2 separate regions of the Homo sapiens genome follow, and region 2 is linked to region 1. Evidence: chromatin contacts called from ENCODE Hi-C data. All regions are on one chromosome and are shown on one strand. Each heading gives the region's core, a stretch centred on a gene start or an enhancer-like site at or near the end of the contact. The rest is flanking DNA. Distances are from core to core; before and after follow the strand shown. Region 1 holds the start of LINC03092 (long intergenic non-protein coding RNA 3092). Region 2 has its middle 45 kb from the start of LINC01416.

Region 1 (3,757 bases), core at 225-2,724:
TTCCAGTTCACCTCCCTCCCATTCTGTTCCCCTGCCATCTTTAATTACTAGCAGCCACCAAATGCACCAGGTGGTATCATGCCTCCTTGCTTTTGAGCAGTTTGCTTTTACTAGGATGCCCCCCTCCTGTACTATTTTTTCTAGTTTCTTAAAAACTCTTTGACTATTAGTTCTTCCCAAATGCATTTCCCATCTCACCTTCATCTATGCCTCCATTGCACTTATCTCCATAACTGCCTTTTGCTCCTATTAGATTATGAGTAGGGATTATGTTTTGTTTTGTTGTCTAACACATATGAATAACCCTAATTATAATGATTTCTTAGCACTTGCATGCTTTTTCACTCAGCCATGAAAATAATGGCTGCATAGTTGCCTCATATATTTAATTTAACATATTAAGTTATTCATTTTAACTCATACTTACCTTATCAGGTAAGCTACTGTTATTTTTATTTTCATTTTGTAAAATGAAGGTGCAGATTGCTTAGGAAGTTTCCCCAAGTTACACAGTTGCTAAGTGACAGAGCCAGGATTTGAACTGAGACATCTGACTCCAGAGGTCACTTTCTTGTTCATGCTGCTTGAGGGCTGCCCTGGGTGCTTGATAAATATCTCATTTGTGGACATTAAGATGGGAGTAAGAACTTTGGGAAGATACTCCTTACCCTTCTAGACCATTTGTACCTCTTAAAAGAGGCAAAATGTTTAAGCTGGTACTGGGACCTTTTCCCACTTATGGCTTTCTCCTCATGAGTCCATAGTGTAGTATGTACCTTCCTTTACTCTCTGACCCTTCGCATGATCAGTGTTTTCTTTCTTAGAACATAATCCAATACCCTTACAATCATGATAATGATGATGCGAGTTAACATTTCCAGGATGTTGACTGTATCATATTAAAAAATTTACCACTGACAGTAGAATAAAGCCCCTATAGACCTTGGTAAAGAAATTTTAAACAAAATTTGTTGTATGTATTCATGCCATAAAGGCAACAATCCCCACTGCTTGCATGCAAGCTGCCCTTTTTGGGATTTTAAGCTTCTTCCTGCTGTCATCGGGATGTAAAGGCTGACTTGATCCTTTTTTGACTAGCCCCAGCCTGCACCCCTCAGAAACCTGACTTAATTTTCTCTCCTACCACCACTCAGTCCCACACCTGGGGAAGCCACAATGCAATTAATAGTTGCATTACTTAGGGAAATTATTCAATCTTGCTGAGCCACAGTTTCTGTCTCAGTTTTTTTTCTGTTGTTGTTTGTTTTGTTTTTTTGAGATAGGGTCTCATTCTGTCACCCAGGCTGGAATGCAATTGCATGATTATAGCTCACTGCAGACTCGATTTCCCAGACTCAAGAGATCCTCTTGCCTCAGCTCCTGAGTAGCTAAGACTACAGGTGCATGCTTCCATGCCTGGATAAACTTATAAAATTTTTTGTAGTGATATGGTCTCACTATATTACCCAGTTTGGTCTGGAAATCCTGGCCTCAAGTGATCTTCCTGCCTCAGCCTCCCAAAGTTCTGGGATTACAGGTGTGAGCCACCCGCTCTGGCACTTACCTCTTTCAAATGAGAGTAACAATTATTCCTGCTTCATAGAGTCACCTCCTCTGGTCTGTCTTCCCTGACCCTGTCATCTCAGGAAAGAATTAACCTCCTCTTCATTTTAGTGCTTATCTACTTTGCTCGGACCAATGTGTGCGTCACACTCTACTGTAATTGTTTGTTTATTTGTCTGCCCCACCTACTGAATAGTTAATATCTCAAGGACAGGGACAATATCATAGTTTTGAGTCCCTTATCCCTAGATCACCTGTTGGACTGAATTTCCACAACTACCACCCACCTTTCTCGAGAGTCTCTCAATTGTAGCTGCTTTACATCCATAAAGCCACCCACATCATCCACTTGGATTTCAAATCACTTGAGTAAAACTGAGGGGGTAACATACTAGGGATCCTACTCACCTTAGACAGGAGAACACAGAAATGCTTCTGGTCATGGTATTCAAGCTTTGTCCCATCAAACCATACTAACCAGGCCATCCTAAGTCTAAGGGATGGACAAGAACTTCTGCTGATGATTCAGCCAAAATATCTATGACATCTTACAAGAGGTTTCCATTTCTACACCAGAATTTAGACAGGAGGTGAACTGTGAGTTGATTTCCGGAAGAGTGGCTCTGAATGGGGGGCGGGGTTGTTGGAGACATGCTGTCGAGAGGTGTCTGAGTCTGCAGAATTTGTGATGATAGCCGGTTCCTTGGATAGTACTCTTCCTCATCCTCTTCCAAATCTCATGGTCTATTACAGCTTAGGTGTCCAGAGATTCGTTTGTGCTGAATATTATTTGGAACATTGAATCAAGCATACATCTTTTTAATAGTTAGGGTTATCCCTCTCTCCGGGGATAATTTCACCTGGGACATTGAGGAAATGGAGCTTGGAGTATGTGCACTTCCTGTCATCAAAGAGAGGAGGAGAGGGCGAGCACATTCCGAGTGTGAGCAAGCGGAACCCCTCCTACAGATGTGCCTTTCACTCTCATTTCCTGCTCCAGACCAACCCTTCGGAGATTATTTTCAGGGAGATCTCCCTCTTCTTGTGAGGCCAGAGACTTTTCTAGTTATAAGGCTGGTGCATGTGACGTGTCTGGGCAAGCATACAGCAAAACCACAGAGAAACCAGGGATTAAAGAAATGAAACTGGGCAAACTAAAAAACGCCTTTTGCAGAACTTCTCTTAAGCTTGAGATAAACACCTCCACCTTCCCTCCTCCCTCTTCAAGTTCACAGTTTATTTTTCACTGTGTTCAGCTTGTGGCAGTAACCTCTACTAGAGAGAAGGGAAAATGAGTTGTCCTAATGAGGTGGCTTCCCTAAGCAGCACAATCCTCTGAGTTCAGGACTGAAAGAAAGTGAGAAGAATCCCTCCTGGGATGAGATCTTAAAAGGCAAGGAAACAACGGCCTCAGTCATTTGAGGATGAGTGCATTTTCCCAGTGGGTGCATTGAGAACCATCTTCCTTCAGGCATACTCTGTGGACTTGTGATTTCGGCACTGGCCCAGTCTAAGTCACAAAGAGCAGACAACTCTGTCCCCTTTTCCAGAAATATCAGACTTATGGGAAGATTTCTTCTGCAGATTCCTGTCTTCTTTCTCTTACCTGTAATGAATCATATCTGAATGATGCTTCCACCGGCCAAGTTCCAAGTGCCATCTTTTCCTTCAAGGAAAAGGCCCATAAGTCCTCTCAAGCGATTCTCAGCCTTGGCATATGCAGTGGCTTCATTCAGATTCCAGCAAAAAGGAATTGGCAGGGCATGAATAAGGGCAGAAGGTAATTGAGGAGCCGGGGCTGGTTTTAAGGCAGTACAGAGCCCAGCTCCACGAGCTGAGCTGGAAGGAATTTGCTGTCTGTGCCAGAGGTCATAAAGAGCTGCTGAGCTAGTTGAGCTTTCTAGTGCTCAGAAGCAAATCGATCAGATGAGCTGCAACTGTGGCTCTGCCACAGACCATGAGCTAATGCAGGCTGTACCCAGTGAGCCAGTGCCGCGGGCACTGGAGCCGGCAGTGGGAGAGGGTGAGCCGACATAGCTAATGCCTAACGCCAGGAGGGAGAGACAAAGGGGCCTCTTCTTTAACACTGTGAATAGCCCCAGAGTGAATACAGCCTTCGACAGCTGTGGTTTCATTCTCATCACCGCTGGGCGAGTTGGGGGTGCTAATTGTGAAGCTGGAGAGCTGTTAAAAT
Region 2 (3,680 bases), core at 1,094-3,593, 120 kb before region 1:
CTTCCTCTCATTCATCAAGGCTACAAATGTAGCTTTGCCTTCTGTCTCAAAGCCATTTCCATGGTTGTGTATCTGAAATGTACATATCTGTCTCCTGCGCATCCTGCCCCACATCATGCCTGGACCATCTCTGGACCACAAAACATTTTCCCAAAAGGTCTCTTTGATTCCAGCTGTCATGGGCTGTCAGGATGAACTTCCTAATATGCTGATAAGAATATGTCAATCCCCTGCTTAGAAATCTCTAGGTGGGGGATTGACTACTCACAAAGTAAACTTCTGATCTACAAGTAAAATTCAAATCCCTTAAGGTGTCATTCAGTGCTCTCAATCATCTGCTTTCAATGTTCCCTTCTGGCTTCATCTCCTCTGGTCTCCACCACATGGCTTATGCTCATTCTCTTGGCTAACTTCACCTCCATGAAAATGCAATTATACTTCCTTCTTGTAGACTGGAACACTCTTCCTCACTTTCCGCCTATCCTTTAAAGCAGTGGTCTCCAATCATTTTGGCATCAGGGACTGGTTTCATGAAAGACAATTTTTCCATGGACCTGCTGGGTGGGGATGGTTTCAGGATGAAACTGTTCCATCTCAGATCATTAGGCATTAGACTGTCATAAGGAGTGCACAACCTACATTCCTCACATGCACAGTTCACAATAATGCTTCTATGATAATCTAATGTCACCACTGATCTGACTGGAGGCAGAGCTCAGGCAGTAATGCTCACTTGCCCGCCACTCACCTCCTGCTATGCAGCCTGGTTCCTAACGGGCCACAGACAGGTACTGTCCATGGCCCGGGGATTAGGGACCCCTGTTGTTTTAGGTTTGACTTTAGTGCTCCATTCTCTGCCAAGTCTTCTGTGATCCAAGTGGTCAGAATGTATTGCATTTCATTTGGATTTTTGTATATACCTCTATTTCACTGTACCTAGACCTATGGTGAGTAGCTTGTATTTTCAACCCTACCAAATCACTACTTCTAGAAAACAGGAACCATGACATCATTATGTTTATGTATATCTCTTTGAGCTAGTAGTGTCTTCTTATATTGCTTTCTACACAGTAGTTAATTGCCTTGTGATGAATTCAACCACACCTTTTGGGTATATAATATACCTTAATGAGAATTGTATTCCTAGGATAAATAAATAAATAATTTCAGAAAATGCTAATCAACAATTATCAGTTAATCATGTGCTTATAATTGATGAAGCATTGACTCATCAGATTTGAATCATCAGGTAGATTTTAGTGACTTATCTGTGTTATTGTTTTCTTAAATAAAATATTTTGAGTAACGAGGGGGAATAAGTTTGATTTTTTTAACTTCTAAATTCTTTTTTAGAATTTAGGACAGTTTGGAATTGAATGGTCTCTATATTGGTAAGTATAATAAGACCTTTAGTGCTGGTAGTTTTATTTAAGTTTGGAAACTCAGGTGGAATAAAATACTTATGGAATAAGTGATTACTTCATTCTCCATGGTAATAATCTACCTTTCAGAAAAGGTCAAAGAAGCTCTTTTATTCATTTTTTTATTAACCTTTTTATTTTAAAACAAGCTCCTTTTGTAAAGAACAAAAGTAGGCTTGAATTTTACTTTGCTGGTTGTCTGGACTGTAAAAATGAAAGTATAAACCAAGCCACCAAATGAAAAGAAACAGGGGGTCTCTTTCATTTGGAAGAGAAATTGTAAAACACTGCTCACACCAGGCATGTATTCATTTTTGTATTTCAAGCATTTAAAAAGTTGCTAGTGCAACTATAATGTTTTAAATACTCAATCTTTAAATGTTTAGCCTTTTTCTGAGGCTGAGAATCTGCATTGTGAGATGGGTAGCTCCTTCTCAAGATGCAAGACCCCCAAGTGCTTTTACATAGAAGCTCACTTATTTTTTACTATTCCCGAAGGAGGCATTCTAGCACATGTCTAATGTCAGATTTCTACAAAGGGCAATTGAACATTGTCTGTTAGCCTGTAGATGGAACAGAGCTCTCTGATGACATTGAAGGGAAGGGTGGGGATTATCATAGCTTGATAAGCCTGGAAATTCTGCCGGATGGCATTTGGCAGTATGGAAATGTGCTCAGCTTATCTTACAGACAGGAATACAAAATTCAAAGAGTGAAAATGACTTCTCTAGATAGAGGCTGATCTGGACCAAGACTTGTAATTTTCTCAATGCCCAGTGTTTTTTCATCACCAGCCCACTCTTCTCACTGTTCCAGATGTGGGGGTTTTCCTCCTTGGTAAACACTGTGATCTATCCCTTTAATTGATTTTGTTCCCTTCTGAGCTTGGCAGCAAGTTGGAGGTAAGCACAGCTGCATGACTGCTGAGCATGCTCCAGATGCTTTCAGATGGAGACAGAAGCTCTTTTATCCTGTAAGCTCCAGCTGAATCGGGGGCCAGAGGTCAGGACTACCTTTACACATTTTCTTTAACGTCACCAGCCAGCTTTGCTGACAGAATTGTATGGCTCCCCATGTCCTAATTCAAGAGAGATTTATTTAGCAAGGGATTCCCGGTAAAGCACAGCATGTCGAAAGTATCCCAAAGCTCTATAAATGAGTCAACTAGACATAATTGAAAAGAGGGTGTTACTTTTTGCATATTCTCTATAACAGTGCTGTCCAAAAGAACTTTCTGTAATGATGGAAATATTCTATATTGGTGCTGTCCAATATGGTAGCCACTAGCAATATATAGCTGCTATATCCTTGAGACGTGGCTACTGTGAATGGGGAGCTGAATTTTAATTTTAATTTTATTTAAATTAAAATGGTCACATTTGATTACTACTGCCATATTGAACAGAGCAGCTCTATATAAATGTGGTGGATGTGTTATGGCACAAAAGAAGTTTTTAAAATGGTGGTTAGTTATTAGCCATTTTTCTCATATTTAATAACTATATCTCCTCATTGATAAAAACCAGTATAATGGAGTAAATAATAACAATCCATGTGATAATATGAGTGAGAGAATTACTCACTGAAATTACAGTGCCACAGACAAATAGTGAAACTGCTTGCAACATTGCTACTACTGTAGAGAGCCAATCCATGTCTTAGAAAAGCCAAAACATGTGGAGGCAGAGGAATTTGATTTGAATTTGGCTCTCCCATTTTCGGAGTGATATTGAGCAATCAAAATATTTACTTGTGCTTATTTACTTCTTTTTAAAAATGACCTGTTGGCTTTCCATTTTCTCTTCCTCTCTGCATCACTTAGCTATTACCCCAGTAATACTGCCTAACGAACCACCCCAAAACTTAGCAGCTTAAGAGAACAATCATTTCCTCTTGTTCACGCACCTGAATTTGGTCAAACTGCAGGGACTTGGTGGATTTAGGCTGGGCTCGACAGATGTTGGCACCAAGCTGCAAGTGAGTCCAGCTCAGCTCCATGTGTTTTCTGTTTTCCTGGCACCTGTGGGCCAGCTTGGGCATGTCACTTTCATGTGATGGTGGAAGTGCAGAAGAACAAGCCAAATTGCACAAGTGTATTTCAAATATCTGTTCATTTCTTGTCTGCTAGCATCTCATTAGATAAATCGAGTCACATGGCCAAGCATCAAAGTAGCAGAATCTTATATTCCTCCATGAAGGTGCAAGAAGAAAGTGAATACTTGACAAACAGTTATGTCATTTGATCACAGTCTCCATAAA

What was found. Hi-C counts contacts between places; a loop is a spot of excess contacts on that map. Pooled maps may share reads with other maps.
Region 2: a map of dorsolateral prefrontal cortex shows a loop between it and region 1 (4-fold over the local background). The contact joins the enhancer-like site here to the promoter of LINC03092 in region 1. A Hi-C loop is called at or near these places in 5 of 168 maps with a recorded cell type or tissue (dorsolateral prefrontal cortex, endothelial cell of umbilical vein, heart left ventricle and 2 more) and 3 of 50 pooled maps.

Annotation. Positions count from the first base shown.
Region 1 is chr18:55,994,737-55,998,493 of GRCh38, forward strand. It overlaps LINC03092 (long intergenic non-protein coding RNA 3092), which reads left to right and starts at 1,475. Exons shown (of 2, transcript XR_001753454.2): 1 at 1,475-3,757.
Region 2 is chr18:55,873,373-55,877,052 of GRCh38, forward strand. No RefSeq gene overlaps it. Among named protein-coding and RNA genes, the nearest start is that of LINC01416, 45 kb to the right of the region's middle. Within about 2 kb of position 2,344, at least 2 of the 41 ENCODE cell types and tissues checked have a DNase peak (open chromatin) inside an H3K27ac peak, as active enhancers do; they include dorsolateral prefrontal cortex and heart right ventricle, where a contact is called at or near this core.